Regions from separate parts of the Homo sapiens genome. Here region 1 is linked to region 2. A link is an interaction called in ENCODE POLR2A ChIA-PET data of the cell type or tissue named here. Cell type or tissue: GM12878. All regions are shown on one strand. Links, peaks and the distances in the headings refer to the core of each region. The heading gives the core; the rest is flanking DNA.

The links. Peaks named below come from ENCODE experiments on the same cell type or tissue, not always from the same donor. Only the 100,000 strongest peaks of a DNase experiment are listed, where the experiment ranks them.
Region 1: POLR2A ChIA-PET joins it to region 2 with 5 read pairs; 9 of 35 experiments call an interaction of 5 or more read pairs at or near these places.

What each region holds. Positions count from the first base shown.
Region 1 is chr10:102,433,217-102,437,030 of GRCh38, forward strand. MIR146B (microRNA 146b) reads left to right here and starts at 3,296; the gene lies at 3,296-3,368. RefSeq lists enhancers at 1-359, 360-993. In GM12878, for the core only: no CTCF peak of the experiment used is centred there; no DNase peak of the experiment used is centred there; H3K4me3 peaks cover 1,159 bases; H3K27ac peaks cover 1,071 bases.
Region 2 is chr10:102,248,885-102,266,080 of GRCh38, forward strand. It overlaps GBF1 (golgi brefeldin A resistant guanine nucleotide exchange factor 1), which reads left to right. Exons shown (of 40, transcript NM_001377137.1): 2 at 10,045-10,150; 3 at 11,166-11,232. The coding sequence starts at 10,055. Among named protein-coding and RNA genes, the nearest start is that of GBF1, 12 kb to the left of the region's middle. In GM12878, for the core only: no CTCF peak of the experiment used is centred there; no DNase peak of the experiment used is centred there.

The DNA.
Region 1 (3,814 bases), core at 561-3,060, 180 kb after region 2:
GCCTGGCCTCTTTTCTTTTCTTCTTTCTTTATTTTCCTTTCTTTCCCTCCCTCCCTTCCTTCCTTCTCTTTCTTTTTCTTCTTTTCTTGCTGTTACAGCCCCAGGCTGGAGTGCAGGTTCACGAGTGCGAACATGGCTCACTGCAGCCCCGACCTCCTGGGTTCAAGTGATCCTCCCATCTCAGCCTCTGGAGTAGCTGGAACCACAGGCGCGTGCCACCACGCCGAGCTAATTTTTTTTTTTTTTTTTTTTTTTGTAGAGACAGGGTTTTTGCCACGTGGCCCAGGCTGGTCTCTTAGGTACTGACTTCCCCACCCTGTCTGTACCTTTTGCATTCCCTTAACAGCAATGTCTCCCCTAGATTGGGGTGAGCTACAGGTCTGTGTCTCCGGAGGGTGGAGCCTGGGATTTTGGACGTGGTCTGGGAGAGGTGGAGTGGTAGCAGGTGCCAGGATGAGGATCCACCTGAGCCCTGTCATGGACAGCCTGTAGACCATGCCTACCCCCCGGGGCCTTCATCCCCCATGTTGGCAGGGCTGCTTGTCTAGGACAGGAGAGCTGAACTCCAGGGCCCAACAAGACTTCAACTTCCTCTTTTTGTTCCTGCTGCCACAGATTCCCGGTGCTGCCCTGTGGGGAAGCCCCACAGCCCTCCCCTCTTGGGAACCCTGAAATGGGTCACAAGGGGAAGAGTCCCCTTCAAGGATAAAATTTCCCATCCCCCATCAGCAGGGATGAGCCCTTTTTAGTGCTAGTTCCTTCGTGGGGTGCTGGGGACCCGGAAGCTGTCCCTGCCCTCAGGGAGCTCACAGTCCAAGAGAGAAGTCCCATCTTTCCTCTCTCCTAGGGACTAAGGCAGTGCCAAGATACTATGCTGCAGTGGCTCACACCTGTAATTCTAGCACTTTGCAAGGCTGAGGTGGGAGGATCGCTTGAGCCCAGGAATTTGAGACCAGCCTGGGCAACATGGCAAAACCTCGTCTCTACAAAAAATTTAAAAAATAAAAAATTATCTGGGCATGGTGACACACGCCAGTAGTCCCAGCTACTCCAGAGACTGAGGTGGGAGGATCATTTGAGCCCCAGAGGTCAAGGCTGCAGTAAGCCGTGATTGTGCTACTGCACTCCAGCCTGAGTGACAAAGCAAGACCCTGTCTCAAAAAAAAAAAAAAAAAAAAAAAAGAAGAAGAAAAGAAGGAGAAGGAAGAAGAAGAAACTATGGAGAAAACGGGATGACTGCTTATTGCTTTCTCTTCCACCTCTGGTCCTCACAACAGCCTCCTTCCTCTTCTGGCCTCAGAGACAGCAAGATGTTGGCTGCTTGGGGGAGGTAGCAGGGAAGGAAGGGGCACATTCGCGTCGCTTTGCCCATAAAAACACTGCCACTCCAGCCTGGTGATACTAGGGTTAATGAGGGGTGGGGTGACAGCGACTTTGAACTCTGGCCGGGCAGGCCCCTAGGAAGGGGGTGATGGGCAGCCCACAGCCCCAGGCCTTTGCCTGTCCTCCAGAGACCAGCCATCCCTTTCCTCCCCCGTCCCCTTTCCTGCTTCCCCCTGTCCATTGCACAATACTGATGACTCTTCTCTCCCTACCACCCTCCATTCCCGGAACTTTCAAGTTTCCTCAGTAGAGCTGCCCTGAGTTCTGGCCCAAGACCCCTGCAAGCCATTTCTGACTGTGTGCCTTCCCCTCTCCCCTATCCCCTGTTTGCTGGATGGCAGCTGCATGTGACTTGGTATCAGAAAGAACTTCCTGAGCTTTCAAGGGAGGAGGATGGAAAAGACTTCTTAGGGGGAGTCCCTCCTTTCCCAACTCAAACTCTGGGGAGTCCCAGCTCTGTGCAGCAGGAGTCAAGTTCTGGGGGGTCGAGGACAGAAGGTGGGCTGAGGAGAGGGAACCCCACAGACACAAGGACACACACATACTGTAAGGTAGGGGCTCCCGGGATCCCTGCCCTGAGGGATTCTGAAGCTGGCTGGAACTTCAGCCCCTGATTTTCTTTCCCCTCAGGTCTCAGTCTCTCTCTCCCCAAAATGGGAACAGACTCCCCACTGCCCTTTGGTACTGCTTGAAGCGGCACAGAGCTAAAGGAGGCAGAGGGATGCCTTTTCACCGCCATTCCTTCCAGTGAATTTTGCAGCTGGTGTTTGGGTGCCTGGATCGCCTTAGCTGGTGGGAAAAGCTAGAAACCTACGCTGAGGCTTCCCCTAGCACCTCCATTCCCCATCATCCTGCTTCAAAATGAGAAACTGGACTTGAATTTGGCATAAAGGGCAGATTTTTCAGGCAGAGTAGAGAGAGAGCCCAGCGGGCTGGTCTCAAGGGGTGGGAAGAACTCAGTTAGAGACCAAGGTGAGGAAGGGGAGGCTTCAAAGAATGGCGGGGGCGGGGTCCCGCTCTGGCTTGAGGTTAGAAAGGGCTCTCTGGGCAGGGTTCCTGGCCCTCCCACACCTTCCTCCTTTCTCAGAAGAGCCAGCATGGGGCGGGGGCGGGAGGCGGCTGGGGCGGGGGTGGGGGCCTTATTTAAGGAGCACCGGCTGAGAACATCGTTGCAGATCCAGCCCCAGGAGCCATAGAGAGGAGGTTTCGTGGGTAAGTGGCTGTCCCTCTCTCTGGATTCAAGCAGGGGTCGGGATGGGGTGCCCCTGAGGCGCAGGCTTGGCTTTCCCTCTCTGGGATAGGCTGCAGCTTTGCCATGTGAGTGAGGGGAGCACCCAGCCCTCGGCTGAACTCTCCAGAAAATGAAAGTGTGCTTCAGGGAACTCTTTCTCCTCCACTCCACTATCCCAGGTACTTCAAATCTTTATTCAGGGTTTTGGGGAGATTTCTGGGGAGCTAGGACTCCTGGGCTGGGCTCCTATCTTGGGGATCCATATCTTGGGGACTCCCTTTAGCTCAGAAAGCCCCTTGGTTTGCATAGAGATGCCCTTCTCAGTGTGCGTGTTCTGGCTCTTTCCCCAGCCCCTCACCCCTCCAGCCCCACATCAGGCCCCACCAGGAACACATCTGGGCAGGAAGCGACAGATGGATCCCTGCCATGGCCCTGAGCCCCCTCCCCTCTTAACCTACTCCAATTCCTGTTGGAATTTATGGAACTCCTGTCCATTTCCTTAGCTGTGGGCCCCCATTTTCAGCTCCAAGCTCAGACCCTCCCTGGAATAGGAGTTCTCTTGGTATCACAAGTTCCTTATGTGACCCATCCTGGGCCTCAACTTACTCATCCTGGGAACGGGAGACGATTCACAGAAGAAAGCATGCAAGAGCAGCGTCCAGGCTGAAAGAACTTTGGCCACCTGGCACTGAGAACTGAATTCCATAGGCTGTGAGCTCTAGCAATGCCCTGTGGACTCAGTTCTGGTGCCCGGCAGTGCTACAACATCAATGCCAAGGCCGTGGGGCAGCTGATGGTTTGGGCTCCCAACTTCCCAGCCAGGTGCTTCTGCAGGCCCACATCTTGCCCACTGGCCAAACCTTTAAATAACTTTGACTCGGGCTACTCTTATGCTCAAAGACGTCAGGGGCTCTCCCAAATCTCTTTACCCTGCCAGAAAGTCTTCTATAGTACGGCCTCCACTTAGCTTTCACGCCTGATCTTCCATCGCATCCTGCTCATAACCTGCCACTAGTGAACCCCTGCTGCTCCGGCTCCACACTTCTCATGCTGGTCCTTCCTCAGTGCTCCTGGGGACACCTCTTGCCTGTCACTGTCTGTTGGAATCCTGGACATTCTTCAAAGCCTCTCTCAGATGCCTCTTCTTTTTTCCTTTTTATTTATTTTTTTTGGGATGGAGTCTCATTCTGTGGCCCAGGC
Region 2 (17,196 bases), core at 952-3,451:
TTTGCCTCCCAAAGTGCTGGGATTTTAGGAATGAACCACCATGCTCAACCCATTCCTTTATTTAGAAGAGCCAACTGCTCCTTTTTCAGCAGATTGTTACTGTTTTAGAGTGCAGGCACAGAATGACCACTCTTTCTATTTTTCAGGAGAAACTGGAAATTTAGATCATTGTGTTTTCTAATTGTTGGAAACTAGTTAAAAGTATTTTTAAGCCTTTTTCAGGCCAAAGAAAATATGTCTGTGGACTGGATTCTGCCCAATGGTTACTGGATGATGACCCTCAATAAACAAAATGGGCAGGCCTTATGAGACTTAATCACTGCAGTTCTCTATACATAATCACATAGACTTTTTTTCTTTGTCCTACTCTGCCAGCTGTCACCTTTGTACCTTGGGTGCCCTGAGTGGCTAAAAGATGGAGTGAGATAGAGAAGGTTTGTTTTATTTTTCATCTCCAAGCTGGCAGAAGGGACAGCTTTGGACATATTAGTAGCTTACCTTGTAAACGGTTTTTGAGATACTCTCAGAATCTCCACAGGGGGAGGAGATGGCATGCTAGAGCTGAGGTACCCTGGTCACCCGATTATCAGGTCTGGGAGGATTTTCCAGTGATGCATTGTCAGGGCACCAGCTTTTTTCCCAGTTTAACCTTCTTTTACTTCCACCCTTTAAGTAAATTTCTTGAGCTCAGTAAGTTGTTTCCTAGTTTAGTAACTTTGGTTATTCTCAATAAAGCACAGAACTATGATGTGTTCCTAGGCCAGCTCTGGAAATGTTAAAAGCTCTGCATCTTTAGTGTTTCTCTGGCTTTTTTTTTTTTTTTCTCTGATGGAGTCTTGCTCTGTTGCCCAGGCTGGAGTGCAGTGGTGTGATCTTGGCTCACTGCAACCTCCGCCTCCTGGGTTCAAGCAATTCTCCTGCCTTAGCCTCCCAAGTAGCTGGGACTACAGGTGCACGCCACCACACCCAGCTAATTTTTGTATTTTTAATAGAGATGTGGTTTCACCATATTGGCCAGGCTGGTCTTGAACTCTTGACTTCGTGATCCGCCCACCTCGGCCTCCCAAAGTGCTGGGATTATAGGTGTGAGCCAATGCGCCCAGCCTTCTCTGGCTTTTAAAGGTATTGAGTGAACATAAACCTTAGAAGGGCCTATTGCTGGTCCTTTAGCTCCCTACTACCATCTACCTTTTCAGAAAGTCCATCAGTTTTTCTTGGTTTGCCCAGCTCTGTATTAGACACAAAGGCATCATGAAAAAGAAAAACAAAATTGCGCTTTTGCCTTTGGAGAATTTATTTGCTAGTTGGATAAGAATAATTTTTTTTTGAGACAGAGTCTCTCTCTGCCACCCAAGCTGGAATGCAGTGGTGTGAGATCTCGGCTCACTGCAACCTTTGCCTCTCAGGCTGAAGTGATCCTCCCATCTCAGCCTCCTGAGTAGCTGGGACTATAGGTGCGTGCCACCACGCCTGCCTGATTTTTGTGTTTTTTGTAGACACAGGATTTTACTATGTTGCCCAGAGTCCAGTGGTGTCATCATAGCCCATTGCAGCCTTGATTTTTTTTGGCTCAACTGATCCTCCTACCTTAGGCTCCCTAGTGGCTGGAACTACAGGCATGTATCACTATGTCCCACTAATTTTTTTTTTTTTTTTTTTAATTTATGTTGCCTAGGCTGGTCTCTGACTCCTGAGCTCAACCATTCCTCCTGCTTTGGCCTCCTAAAGTGCTGGGATTAAAGATGAGAGCTACTGCACCTGGCCAAGGAAATGTTTAAAAGTGATTAAGAGGCCGGGCGTGGTAGCTCATGCCTGTAATGCCAGCACTTTGGGAAGTCAAGGGAGGCAGATCACCTGAGGTCAGGAGTTAAAGGCCAGCCTGGCCAACATGGTGAAACGCTGTCTCTACTAAAAATATAAAAATTAGCTAGGCGTGGTTGTGGGCGCCTGTAATCCCAGCTACTCGGGAGGCTGAGGCAGGAGAATCACTTGAACCCTGGAGGTGGAGGTTGCAGTGAGCCGAGATTGCGCCACTGCACTCCAGCCTAGACGACAAGAGCGAAACTCTGTCTCAAAACAAACAACCAAACAAACACAAAACCAAACCCCATAAAAGTGATTAAGAAAAAAAAAAAAACCACTTAAACACTAGTGTACTAAAAACAGCTATTTAGAGCCAAAGAAAATAAGGCATATATGAAGAATTGACAGTTACATTAAAAATTATATATTTCACAAAAATGTGAATGTGCAAATAACACTTAAGGAGATGTCAGGAAGATAGACGTGAAAAAAGAAGCATTATGATATGGCTGGTAGGTAAATGTGGGTTCTTTTTACCTGTATGGAAGGTTTGTAACTTCTGGTAGAGAAGCAAATATATATTATCAAAAAAAGGTTTGCCAGTGTGGCTCAGAGTTATTGTCTTCTATGAAGTCATTTTTCTCATGAGGTGGATGTGTGCTGTACCACTCTTGAAGAGTCAGTCTTGATGTTATTTCATTTGTTCATCTAGTATTTATTGATCATTTTTCTTACTATGTGTCAGGCTTTGGAGATAAAAGGGTAAATAAATCATGGTCTTTCCCCCTGAGATAGAGCCTGATAGTCCCATGGTGGTGATACACTAAATAAATAATTATAAATTAGTATAAGATGTGTTTATTTTTATTTTCATTTATTTATTTGAGGCAGAGTCTCACTCTGTCACCCAGGCTGGAGTACAGTGGCACGATCATACCGCAAGGCAACCTGGAACTCCTGGGCTCAAGTGATCCTCCTGCCTTAGCCTCCCAAGTAGCTGGGACAACAGGTGTGCGCCACCACACCTGGCCAATTTTTCTTTATGTTTTGTAGAGACAGGGTCTCGCCATGTTGCCTAAGCTGGTCTTGAACTTCTAGGCTCAACTGATGCTCCCTCCTTGGCCTCCCAAAGTGCTGGGATCACAGACATCAGCCACTGTCCCCAGCCAAGATATGTTTAGAGATAACTACAAAGTGCTGTGGGTGGCCGGGCATGGTAGTTCATGCCTATAATCCCAGCACTTTGAGAGGCCGAGGCAGGCAGATCACTTGAGGTCAGGAGTTTGAGACCAGGAGTTTGAGACCAGCCTGGCCAACATGGTGAAACCCCAACTCTACTAAAAATACTCTGCTAAAAAAGTGGAAAAAAGGGCTGGGCGCAGTGGCTCACACCTGTAATCCCAGCACTTTGGGAGGCCGAGGTGGGCAGATCACCTGAGGCCGGGAGTTTGAGACCAGCCTGACCAACACGGAGAAACCTCATCTCTACTAAAAATACAAAATTGGCCCGGCATGGTGGCGCATGAATGTAATCCCAGCTGCTGGGAGGTTGAGGCAGGAGAATCGCTTAAACCTGGGAGGCAGAGGTTACGGTGAGCCGAGATTGTGCCATTGCACTCCAGCCTGGGCAACAAGGGGGAAACGCTGTCTCAAAAAAAAAAAAAAAGTGGAAAAATAAATAAATAAATAAATAAGTGGTTTTAAGATTGTTCTTAGAACCACTGTGATATTCTGACTCCCTCATTGACTTTTGGATGGAATGAGTAAGGGTTTATCAGGTGGACAAGAGTGAGAAAAAACATTCAGAATAGAAAGGGAGCTTCATATGCAAAGGCAAAGAGGCAGCAAAGACCATGACTTTAAAAAGTAGGAATGATGTGGCGTGGTGGCCCACACCTATAATCCCAGCATTTTGGGAGGCCAAGGCAGGCAGATTGCTTTGAGCTCTGGAGTTTGAGACCAGCCTGGGCAACATGGCAAAATGTTGTCTCTACAAAAAATACAAAAAAATTAGCCAGGCATGGTGACTCATGCCTGTAGTTCCAGCTACTTGGGAGGCTGAGGTGGGAGGATCGCTTGAGCCTGGGAAGCAGATATTGCAGTGAGTCAAGATTGTACCACTGCACTCCAGCCTGGGCGACAGAATGAGACCCTGTTTCAAAAAAAAAAAAGGAACTTTTTAACTTTTTAGGGTCTTTTATTTTATTTTATTATTATTATTTTTTGAGCCGGTGTCTTGCTCTGCTGCCCAGGCTGGAGACCAGTGATGCAATCTTGGCTTACTGCAACCTCCACCTCCTGGGTTCAAGCAATCCTCCTGCCTCAGCCTCCTGAGTAGCTGGGATTACAGGCCCCTGCCATCATGCCCAGCTAATTTTTGTATTTTTAGTAGAGTGGGGGTTTCACCATGCTGGCCAGGCTGGTCTCAAACTCCTGACCTCAGTTGATCTGCCTGCTTTGGCCTCCCAAAGTGCTGGGATTACAAGCATGAGCCACTGCCCCCAGCCGAGGGGCTATTTTAGACAAAGAATATGTGTAGCTTATATGGGGCACCAATGGCTGCCACCCAGCTTGAAAAATAACATCACCAAAACTGAGGCTGCATGTATGTATGCCCTTCCCTGTTAGTTCCCCCACACTCCCTGCCGCTTGCCACTATTCTCAATTTTTTTGTGTGAGCTTCTCTGGGGTATAGTCCTAGAAGTGGAATTGCTGAAATATAGGATATGAAGTGCTTTAGCTTTGTAAGATAATGCCAAATTGTTATTCAAATTCATATTAATTTAGATACATACCAGCCACTTGGTCTGCATTTTTTACCAACTTAAAAACAATTTTTTTTTTGAGACAGGGTCTTACTCTGTTGTCCAGGCTGGAGTACAGTGGTGTGATCGTGGCTCACTGCAGCCTTGACCTCCTAGGCTCAAGTGATCCTCCCACTTCAGCCTCTCAAGTAGCTGGGACTACAGGCACATGCCACCATGCCCTACTAATTTTTAAATTTTTTGTAGAGATGGAGTTTTGCTATGATGCCCAGGCTGTTCTCAAACTCCTTGGCTCAAGTGATCCTCCTGCATCGGCCTCCTAAAATGCTGGATTATAGGCGTGAGCACCTGGCCTTTTAAGTATTATCAGATTTAAAGTGTTTTGCTATTTCAGGAATGTAAAGTGGTATATCATTATAATCTTATTTTGTAATTTTCCTGATTATTAATGAAGCTAATAATCTTTTCATATATTTATTTGCTGTTTATGTTTCCTATTCTGTGAAACACCTATTCATCTCTGTTGCCAATTTTGGGGAGGGGTTATATGTCTAGTTCTTATAGTTTTGTAGCAGTTATTGTATACTCTGGATATTACTCCTTTATATTAGTTATATGTGCCTCAAATATTTTCTTCTGGTTTGTGCCTTATCTTTTCCCTCTTTTTTATGTTGTCTTTTGAACAGGCATTTTTAATTTTAACATGGTTGAATTCACCAATTTTTTAAAGAGGTTTTGCTTTTTGTTTCTTGTTTAGGTACTTCTCCCTTATGCTGAGTTTATAAAAATACTCTCCTGTAGCCAGGTGCTGTGGCACACACCTGTTGTCCCAGCTACCCAAGAGGCTGTTGTGGAAGGATTGCTTGAGCCTAGGAGTTTGAGTCCAGCCTGGGCAACATGGCAAGACCCTATCTCTAAAAAAAAATCAAAAAGAAAATATTCTCATATATTAGCTTCTAAGAGATTTCAAGTTTTGCTTTTCATATTTAAATAACCTGAGATATATTTTTGGTATTCCATTAAATAAGAATACAATTTATTGTTTCTTTTTCTCCTGCTTTTGTTGGATATAGACAGAGTTGCCAAGTGATACAGTGACTCCTCTTTGGATCCTGTTGAGGTAACTGGGATGCCACAAAGCACTAGGGGAATGTTCTAGACCCAGCTTTAAATGGACAGTGGTTTCAAGGGTACATGTTACTCAGAGTCTCTGGGCCAGTGGCTTATCTGGCTAAGGGTGTTAGTTGGTATTTATTTAGTTGTTCCCTCTCTTATTTATTTTTTTCTATTAATTTTTCATTTGTGTGGGTACATAATGAATGTATTTCTCTTGTTATTTCTGACACAAGATAAATCTTAAGTTCGTTTCTACTATACTTTTATGAGGTTTCTGCAGGCCTTTATGACCTTGTGACAAGGGATTTCTTGGCCATTGGCTACCAGGCAGCAAGTGGTTCATCAGTTTCCCATCTGAAGCTGAAGGGCACAACTGTTTGGAGATTCCCTGAGTGAGGGGACATACTCAGAGACCTAGAAGGAGATTAGGCAGCTCTGCATAGTACTTGAAAATAATTCCTCTTCATTCCCTAGATGTTTCTTTTTTTTTGAGACAGAGTCTCACTCTGTTGCCCAGGTTGGAATGCAGTGGCGCGATCTCGGCTCACTGTAACCTCCACCTCCTGGGTTCAAGTGATTCTCCTGCCTCAGCCTCCCAAGCAGCTGGGATTACAGGTGTGTGTCACCACACCTGGCTAATTTTTGTATTTTTAGTTGAGGTGGCGTTTCACCATGTTGGCCAGGCTGGTCTTGAACTCCCAACCTCAGGTGATCTGCCCACCTCAGCCTCCCAGAGTGCTGGGATTATAGGCGTGAACCACTGCGCCCAGCCCTAGATGTTTCTTTTTTACAATGATTTTTTGCTTAGACCTTTGCTGTCTTAGAAAGTGGTTACTTCTTTTCTAAAGGGCTTATTCATTTTTAGTCAATCAGCTGATTAAAATTTAAAAGTAGTTAATAGGTAATATATGTTTGTGACACAAAATTCAAAAGGTAAAAAAGAATATACAGAGAAAAGTTAGTCTTCCTTTCACTCCTCCACCACTCAGTTCCATAGTCATCCAGTTTCTTTCCCTGGAGGCCGTAACCTCTTAGCATTTTCTTACAAGTCCTTCCAGAGACCTAGAGCATATTCATCTTGCCTACATAATTTAAGGAAAGGGAAATACCAGGAAAGATTTAATCTTTTCTCTTCTGATACTTTAAATCATTTTTGAATATATCTTTCTTCTATTTCTAAGTTCTCCTCCTCCTCAGAAGAGAGCGTGGTTGTACATTCATATCATTGACACTTCTCAGAAGAGAACGTTGTTGTGTTCCTAGAGCATTTGGAAAGCAGATAGTCTTCTGAGATTAACCTAGTTTTTTAAATTGTCATTAATATAAATCTTGTGTTGGATTCCCTTGTGGACTGGGGAGCTGTCATGGGCATGGACACATTATTATTATTATTTTAAGACAGAGTCTCGCTCTGTTGCCCAGGCTTGAGTGCAGTGGCACGAACGCGGTTCACCGCAGCCTCAATCTACCGGCCTCAAGCAATCCTCCCACCGCAGCCTCCCTGGCAACTGGGACTACAGGTGTGCACCACCACACCTGGCTAATTTTTGTATTTTTTATAGAGACAGGGTTCGCCATGTTGCCAAGGCTGGTCTCGAACTCCTGGGCTCAAATGATCTGCCCACCTCAGCCTTCCAAAGTGTTAGGGATTACAGGTGTGAGCCACTGCGCATGGCCCCTGGACAAAATTTGTACCAGTTTCTTTTTCCTTTATCATGGTGGTTTTCATGCTTTTCACTTTCTTGGGGGGCCTCATCTTATGCAAAATATGCAAATTGAGCTACTTGCTAGGTACATTTCTTTCTCTATTATCTCTGGCTGTGTCTGTTTTTGTATCTATTCCACTAAACTGTATAAATGCCTCAAGGACATAAATTATATACCTCTTATCATTATTAATGTTTAATTATATTGATAGTACAGTAATACATTCTCTTTGTAAAAAAAAAAAATTTTTTTTTTTTTGGGATGGAGTCTGGCTCTGTTGCCCAGGCTGGATGGAGTACAGTGGCATGATCTCGGCTCACTTTAACCTCTGCCTCCCAGGTTCCAGCGATTCTTCTGCCTCAGCCACTCGAGTAGCTGGGATTACAGGCGCCCTCCACCACACCTGCCCAATTTTTGTATTTTGAGTGGAGATGGGTTTCACCATGTTGGCCAGGTTGGTCTCGAGCTCAGGTTATCTACCTGCCTTGACACTCCTGAAGTGCTGGGATTACAGGCATGAGCCACAGTGCCCGACCTTCTTGTAAAAAGTTAAAATATTACAGATCCAGCCTGGGCAACAAAGTGAGACCCCATCTCTACAAAAAGTACAAAAATTAGTTGGGTTGGTGGTGTGCGCCTGAAGTCCCTGCTACTCAGGAGGCTAAGGCAGGAGGATTGCTTGAGCCCAAGAGTTCAAGTCTGCAGTGAGGCATGACAGTGCCACAGGACTCCAACCTGGGTGACAGAGTGAGACCTTGTCTCAAAAAAACCCCAAAAGACAAAACGATTACAGATAAGGCTCAAGTATCCTCTGATTGCACCCTGTTTTCACAGCACCTTCTCTAGGAATAATTATGGTTATAAGTTTGGGTATATTAGCACAGACCTTTTATTTTATATTTACATATCATATTAATGCTTTCTTGCTGTCAGTTAATATGAGTTTTCAGAACTTTTCAAAGGTCTTGTCACTGTCACTGTCCAGTTTTCTGGAGCTGACTGGGCAGATTGGATGCAGTCATTTGTTTATATTTATATTTATATATTTTTAGAGATAGTGTCTTGCTCTGTGACCCAGGCTGGAGTGCAGTTGTGGGGTCATAGCTCACTGCAGCCTCGAACTCCTGAGCTCAAGTGATCCTCCCGCCTCAGCCTCCCCAGTAACTAGAACTACAGGTGTATGCCACCATGCCTGGCTAATTTTTTAGTTTTGTTTTTTTGGTAGAGACTGGGTCTCACTGTTTGCCCAGGCTGGTCTCAACTCCTGGGCTGAACTGATTCTCCTGCCTTGGATTCCCAAAGTGCTGGGATTGCAGGTGTGAGCCACTTCACCTTGTCTGGATGCAGCCTTTACGCTGACATTGCAACTGTGGTTCTAAACCAACACTATGCTTCCAACAACCTTTATTCTTTTCTTTAACTTGAATCTTTAAATTCAAGTTAAATTTTTATTGAGTAGATTAAAAAGAACAAAGGGAAGACTATATACTTAGGAGAGAGCGAGAGAGAGTGTCTCGATATGCTGCCCAGGCTGGTCTTAAATTCCTGGGCTCAAGCAATCCTCCCGCCTCGTCCTCCCAAAGTGCTAGGATTATAGGCATGAGCCACCATGTCTGGCCAGAAATATTGTTTTTAACAAGCTGACATTACAGTTGTATCTGTGTACTTAAAGGCATCATAGGACTTTGGGAACAATTGACTTTGAAGAATTTGACATGCTTCCTGAGGATTGTTGAGGTGCCTTTGAAAAATGTTCTGGATTGACTCGCTTTGAGTTGTATCTTGAACTACCTTGAACTTCTAAAGACCCCCAGGAGAGCCAGATAGTTGGATTCATAACATAAGATGGACTTCATCTCATTTTAGTATTACAGATTTTTTTTTTTTTTTTTTTTTTGAGGTGGAGTTTCACTCTTGTTGCCCAGGCTGGAGTGCAATGGGGCGATCTTGGCTCACACAACCTCTGCCTCCCAGGTCCAAGCAATTCTCCCATCTCAGCCTCCCGGGTGGCTGAGATTACAGGCATGCGCCACCTCGCCTGGCTAATTTTTTGTGTTTTTAGTGGAGAGAGGGTTTCTCCATGTTGGTCAGGCTGGTCTTGAGCTCCCGACCTCAGGTGATCCACCTGCCTCTGCCTCTCAAAGTGCTGGGATTACAGGCCTGAGCCACTGCACCTGGCTAACAGATTTTATGAGTATAGAAAATTTTGGTACTGGCCAGGTGCAGTGGCTCACGCCTGTAATCCCAGCACTTTGGGAGGCCCAGGCGGGTGGATTACCTGAGGTCTGGAGCTCGAGACCAGCCTGACCAACACAGAGAAACCCCGTCTCTTCTAAAAAAAATACAAAATTAGCCAGATATGGTGGCGCATGCCTGTAATCCCAGCTACTCAGGAGGCTGAGGCAGGAGAATTGCTTGAACTCGGGAGGCAGAGGTTGTGGTGAGCCAGGATCACGCCATTGCACTCCAGCCTGGGCAACAAGAGTGAAACTCTGCCTCAAAAAAAAAAAAAAAAAAAAGAAAGAAAGAAAGAAAATCTTGGTACTGAAAAGTTAAATCACAATTCTAACCTTATCAGGTACTGATTTTTAAACTTGGGTATGCTTTGGGTAACCAAATATTAACCAGACTATTATCTTAACTGTTTTGGTAGGTTTGCCAAGATGGTGGATAAGAATATTTACATCATTCAAGGGGAGATTAACATTGTGGTTGGGGCCATCAAACGAAATGCCCGATGGAGCACCCATACACCACTGGTAAGTGGGAAATGGATAAATAGCCTGGTCACTAAGTTTTTATAGGGGATCTGTTGGCATGGTTAAAAGAGTAATCAAATTCCTAGTAATAATGAGAATAGTAGGAATTCAGAGTTGTTCTTGATATCTTGTTTTTTTGTATCCCAACTAGCATCAGATATATAGGCTATCTTTTTTTCTCTGGGACCCAAAAGATGACACCATTCTTCTTCTAAATATTTTTGTAAACAGCTTAAGCTAGTCCTGTGCTTGGGACCTCTTTAGTATGCCTAAAAGTATCAGAAAGATTCTTTATTTTCTAATTCTTTAGGGCTATAATTAGCTATCAAATTTATTTAAATCAGGGTAGTTATTGATACATAGAACATGACTTAGTGATGGTACTCCTTCTTGGGGGTTCAGCAAACTTCCATATATAGAGTAGGCCATATCTTACCAATCAGATGAGTAAGAAACTTACCTGTTATACAGTTGGCTTTCTTTGCTATATATGTTTGAGGACTTTTTTTTGTAGAATTGTGTAAAACAATTTTTGGCCCAGTTGTAAAAGCAAGTTTAGAAATTGCCAACTTGGGAGTTTATATGAACATAGTTGGTAAGTGCATTTGGAAATTTCTCAAGTTCTTTCATAAAAATGTATTGATTTAAAAGTGAGCATGGCATCAGGAATATCTTTGAAATGAATATGTATGATGACATAGTGGGTATGAAAAGGGAGAGAAGACAGAATAATACACATATAAAGGACCTGGCAATCTGTAGTAGCTTGAGTGTTATGGTGATGATATAGATTAGCACTTAAGAATTCACTATTTTGTATAAGCCCAGAGTATCTCTACGAAATAAGAGATTAGGGTACAGAAAAATATGAACTATGGCTAATTTTCTTTTCCTCAGAAGGAAAACTTAAATGATTTTCTGATTGGATTCATAGAAAGAGCCCTTGATCTGTCCTTTATTTTCCTTTTCCTCTTTTGGCCCAATAATGACTTACTTTAATCTATGTGTTCTACAGGATGAAGAACGGGATCCTCTGCTGCATAGTTTCGGTCATCTAAAGGAGGTTTTAAACAGTATAACAGGTAAGTCTCCATATGTATGTGGATTACTAATCTTGGTAAAAAATATGTGTTTGATTTATTGAAAGGATAGACAAACTTTTTGTATAAAGGACTTTATAGTAAATAATTTAGGCTTTGTGGGCCATACACAACTGCAACTACTTAACTCTGCCTTTGTAGCTCAAAAGCAGCCATAGATAATATATAAATAAATGAGAAATATATATTTTCTTTTTGTTTATTTCATAGAGACAGGGTCTTGCTATGTTGCCCAGGCTGGTTTCAAATGCCTGAGCTCAAGCAATCCTCCTGTCTTGGCCTCTCAAAGTGTTGGGATTCCAGGCTTGAGCCACTGTGCCTGGCCTATATTTTCCTTTCTTCTTTTTTTTTTTTTTTTTTTTTTTGAGGTAGAGTCTCTGTTGCCCAGGCTGGAGTGCAGTGTCATGAACTCAGCTCACTGCAACCTCTGCCTCCTGGGTTTAAGCCAGTCTCCTGCCTCAGCCTCCTAAGTAGCTGGGATTACAGGCGCGTGCCACCACACCTGCCTAATTTTTGTATTTTTAGTAGAGACGGGGTTTCACCATGTTGGCCAGGCTGGTCTCAAACTCCTGGCCTCAGGTGATCCACTGCCTCGGCCTCTGAAAGTGCTGGGATTACAGGAATGAGCCACTGCGCCTGGCCTATATTTTCTTTAAAAAAAAGAATCTGCAAGCCAGATTTGGCCCATGGGTGCAGTTTTCCAATCCTTGGTTTATTGCATTGGTTTCAGTCTTCATGATCTTTCAGTCTTCATGTGTTCTAGAATCATTTGTCCCTTTGTTTGCCCCCTATTTTCCTAATCACGGTAACCTTATATAATATATTCATATGTTTAGAATTTTCAAAGCCATTTTCACATTTATTACCTTATTGAACTTTTATACAACCCTGTGAGGGAGGCATGGCAGCTATTGTCCCCTTTTTGTGAAAGAAGTTAAAGCCCAGAGGAGTTTAAAGTGATTTAGCTGAGGTCACACTAATCCTAAGAGGTGGAGTCAAAACTAGAATTCAGGCCTCTGTTGCCTGGTTTAGGGCTCTTTGCTCTATATTGCTTCTGTACATGTGATTAGAAGAGAATGTACACATTAAGTACCTTATATTTGTGTGTGTGTGTGTGTGTGTGTTTATTTTATGTATATATATACACACACACACACACATATACACTGGCAGGAAAGGAGGAAAGTGTCAAAACCAAGGGGATGTAGATACAGACTGAAAGGGACAGCCTCAGAGCTATGTTCCTTTGTTGACCACAAAGGGCTCCTGCAGTGTATAACCCTGGAATGCTTTTGGCTAGTGACATATGTCAGACTGTAATTGGATAGTGTTTAGGCTTCTGCAAATTAAACAAACAATAAGAAAATTTCTTCTTTTCATTAGAAATATGGGAGAAGATCTGGAGAAAAAATCTATTTTACTTTCCTAAACATGGGCTAAAGTTATCTAAGAGTTCCCTACATATTTTCTTTCTTTCTTTCTTTTTTTTTTTTTTTTTTGAAACAGTGTGTCTCTCTGTTGCCTAGGCTGGAGTGCAGTGGTGTGATCTCGGCTCACTGCAACTGCAACTTCCGTCTCCCAGATTCAAGCGATTTTCGTGCCTCAGCCTCCCAAGTAGCTGGGATTACAGACGTGCACCACCACACCCGACTAATTTTTGTATTTTTACTAGAGACGGAGTTTCACCATGTTGGCCAGGCTAGTCTCAGACTCCTGACCTCAGATGATCCACTTGCCTTGGCCTCCTAAAGTGCTAGGATTACAGACGTGAGCCACCGTGCTCAGCCCATATTTTCTTTTTGTGCAGTGGCGTGATCTCAGCTCACTGTAACTTCTGCTTCTTGGGTTCAAGCAAGTCTTCTGCCTCAGCCTCCTGAGTAACTGGGATTATAGGCGTGTGCCACTATGCCTGGCTAATTTTTGTATTTTTAGTAGAGATGATGTTTCACCGTTTTGGCCAGGCTGGTGTTGAACTTCTGACCTCAAGTGATCCGCCCACCTTGGCCTCCCAACCATATTTTCTTTAAAGGAGCAAATTTCACTCAATTGAAACAGCTTGGAAATGTTAGCTAAGAAGGATCAAGTATAGAGGAGGCAATTGTTGACTAGTTAGCAGGGCAAATGCTGCTACTAGGTGGCATGTTCTTATTTTATGGCCTGTACCGACTGGTACTTGAGTGCTTTAGAATGTTGGCTACTTGCACAGATTTTTTTTTTTAATTTTACAGATAAAGCTTACATATCCCAATTAGAAAGGAAATATAATGAATGGAGATTTACAGTTCTTTTTGTTTGGTTTTGAATTCAGAGTACTGTCTTCTTAAGAGATATTAAGAGGATCAAACAAGTTAATATAATTGGAAACACTTGGTAAACATCTTATACACAGTGAAGGATTGTTGTTATAAGTGACTGGGAATACCCTAAAATGACTGAGATCACCCTGGCCTTGTAGGCCTTTTGGTCATTCTGCAAACCTTGAGGAGCTGAGGTGGTGCTGCTATCCTGACAGAGCCACATTTCCTGCCTGCTACTGAATCCAGATCCCATGCTTATTTTCTTCATGCTAACATGTCCCAAGATTTTACCTCAGAGACCATACCTGTGGTGAATGATGCAGTCTAGGAATTGTAGACTATTTAAGAGCTATCAAAGTTGAGTCTGACGCCTGATTTCCTTACGTCCTTGGGTCAGAAATCCAGCCAGATTATCTGCTCTTGGAACTAGTAAAACCAGAGTGTGTTCAGGAGCCATTTCTCTCATTGGTGGTAGGAACATCTCTGGGTGTTGCTAAGCTTTCCCCTGGAGTGAGAGGGAAGGGAGTAGTGTTTTCCAAGGCCAACAGCTGTGGCATGTCTTGAAATGGTGCCTGCCAAGGTTGCTACATTGTTCTTGGTTTTTAGCATATTACCTGCCTGAGAAAATGACAGAATAGACCTAAAATAGAGCATTTATGGTCTTCATATTGCTTCTGACCCCACACACAGTGCCGGCTCCCAGGAGCAGGTTTATGGGTCAGCTGTCCCTGTGGTCCTGGACTCTGCAACCCATGACTAATTTCTTGTTTCTTTTACGGAAACAAACAGATTTTTCTGATTGGCAGTGTCAGGAGGACTGCTTTCCTGGAAGCTTATTAATGGTAGGAGGCTGGGAAAGGGTTTTTAACTTGGAGAGAAAACTGAAGGGAATGTGCTTGTGTTAGATGACCAGTTAAGGTGTACCACTTAGATTGGAGGAGGGATAGCAGGAATTCTAGGACTTCTACCCAGTTTCTCATGAAACTGACTTGGACATGGTCCTTTTTTGCAAAGGGTTTCTGTTTGCATTTTTCTAGGCTTTCTGCTGGCTTGATTGGTAAGACTATCACTGTTGGAAATGGGTGGTTCATTGGACATTGTCAGTAAACCAAAATGATTTTTTTTTCTCTTTTTGTAGAAAGAATCTTTAAAATGTATAAGTACTACCTACACTACTCCTCCAGGAATATTATCTCATTATTGTGAAGGAAATAAGTCCTTTTCTCCAGTAAGGTTGGCTAAGTCCATACTAGTTTTTCTCACAGATGTATGTCATTGGACCACATTTACAGTCAGTATTTGCCTAAACTGTATGATGACTACAAGGTCTATAGCATTTAGAGTAATAAGATATTCTAATAATACCAAATTTGAAAAGAGGGTTGCTCTTGGAAGAAAAAGGGTGTCCAAGAGCAAAGTTTGCATACTGTTACTTTGGATAAAGCTTTAGCTTACCACCAGTGAGAGAGACTTGACTGCTGTCCCTCATTTGGTCTTGAAGTCCTCTCAGGACTCCTTTTAGATTATTCTGAAGGAGTTAAAACAGATGTGTGGTTACCAGGGGCTGGGAGGGGGTATGGAGAGTGACTGCTAATGGCTACAGGGTTCCTTTTTGGGGTAATGAAAATGTTCTAGAATTAGATAGTAGCGATGGTTGCACAACTTTGTGAGTATACAAGAAACCACTGAATTGTATACTTGAAAAGGATAATTTTATAGTATGTGAATCATATCTCAGTTTATAAAGGAGGCAAATGTAGGCTGCAGAAGTGATGGATTTGCCAGTTTTTTCTCAGGTCTCAGAACTGTGGAGGGAAGTCTCTGTAGTCACTGCTGTGCTTTGGACCCATTACCCAGCAAAGGCAGCATAAGGCTCTGTTCAGCTTCTGGCCCAGTTTGTCCTTTTATGTCTCTCTCATTAACTCAAGGAAGCACATGGCTTTTATATTTAAATTTATTCAAACTGTAATCTTTGACATTTGAGTTAGCTTTTAGTACAGTTTTGCATTTATAGTAATATATATTATGTATTTTCTCTATCCCCAAAGAATCCGTTTTAATCTTTTCCGGATGCAAATTTCAGGCTGTCTTGTCCCATCTTCCCTCTCTTGCTCTCTTTCCCCTCCCCCCACGGAGTGTGTTTGATCAGGTGTGGCAGGAATATCCACTGTCAAGCTGCGCCCTTTATATTAGTCAATATTATCCTTCTCCCCCCTCCCTGTCTGTCTGCCCCTTTGGGCTTTCCCAGTTGATTTATAATTTTGGAATTCTCATTGGAGTCTGTAATACAGTTTGTTCATTATTTAACCAAAACCTGTTTAATGAGCAGAGAGAGGCAATGTAAATGTTAGGCATGTTGCAGTGATGTACCTTTGTGCTTCTCAGAGCGGGTGGGTAGTTAACTCTGTGCTGCCTGCAGGGCTGGGGTGTCCTGGCCTTAGGGGCAGAAGGGCCACTGCCTCTCTCTTACATCTGCCCAAGCCCTGCCATGGGTTTAGATTCCAAAGACACATTTCCTTTTATTCTTCTAAGAATCTTTTGGGGCTCTTGCATATGGGAGTTATCTTCAGTCTCGCAGCTAGACCTTGTGGTAGGATCTGTGGCATGGGATGGGGCATGGAAGGGAAAGTGAAATATCAGGATACTTGATATTGCTCTTGGTTTTAGATCTGACAAGAGTAGACAGTTTATGGGAATGCTTCTAGCCAATATGGTCTGTGGTCTTTGATCTCTTTGTTCCCAGACTAGATAAATTCTTGCAAGCCTTAGTTCCCTTCATCCAGTATAGCTTTATGGAAAGGGCTATAGTCAGTTGTGAGTTGTGGTGTTTGGTTGTAGTCATTTGCCTCCAGATATAGTCTGTCTTTGTCCTTGGTCTTTAAACTTAGATCATTACAAAGAGATTCTTTTCCAGAAAATTTTTGGTTTAAAACAGGAGAGGAACAGTCTAAAAGTATCACAACCAGGCTAGGTGCAGTGACCCACATCTGTAATCTAGCACTTTGGGTGGCCAAGACAGCAGGATTACTTGAGGCTGGGAGTTCGAGACCAGCATGGGCAACATACCAAGATTCCCCCCATCTCTACAAAAATAAAAATAAAAAAAATTAGTTGGGTATGGTGGCGTACAACTGTAGTTCCAGCTACTTAGGCTGAGGCGAGAGGATCACTTGAGCCCAGGAGTTCGAGGTTACAGTGACCCATGATTGCGCCACTGTACTCTAGCCTGAGTGACAAGAGTGAGACCCTTTCAATGAATGAATGAATGAATGAATGAATGAAAGAAAGTATCACAACCAAAATCTTCTCTTATGGGATCATCTTTTAATGACTTACTTTAAAGCCTTCAGGGCCAGGGCTTGAGGAAGACTTCTTAGGGTGTGCGTGTGTCTATGTGCGTGTGAGGGTGTGGTGGTGAGGAGTTTGCCTTTGGAGATTTAGTCCCAGGTCTTTTTAGCTCTGAGGACCTAATGTCCAGTTTTGGTTATCAGGACTGGGGTTCTCAGTGTAAGACTAAGGTGGAGGGCCGGGTGCGGTGGCTCACGCCTGTAATCCCAGCACTTTGGGAGGCCGAGGCGGGCAGATCACGAGGTCAGGAGATTGAGACCATCCTGGCGAACACGGTGAAACCCCGTCTCTACTAAAAAAA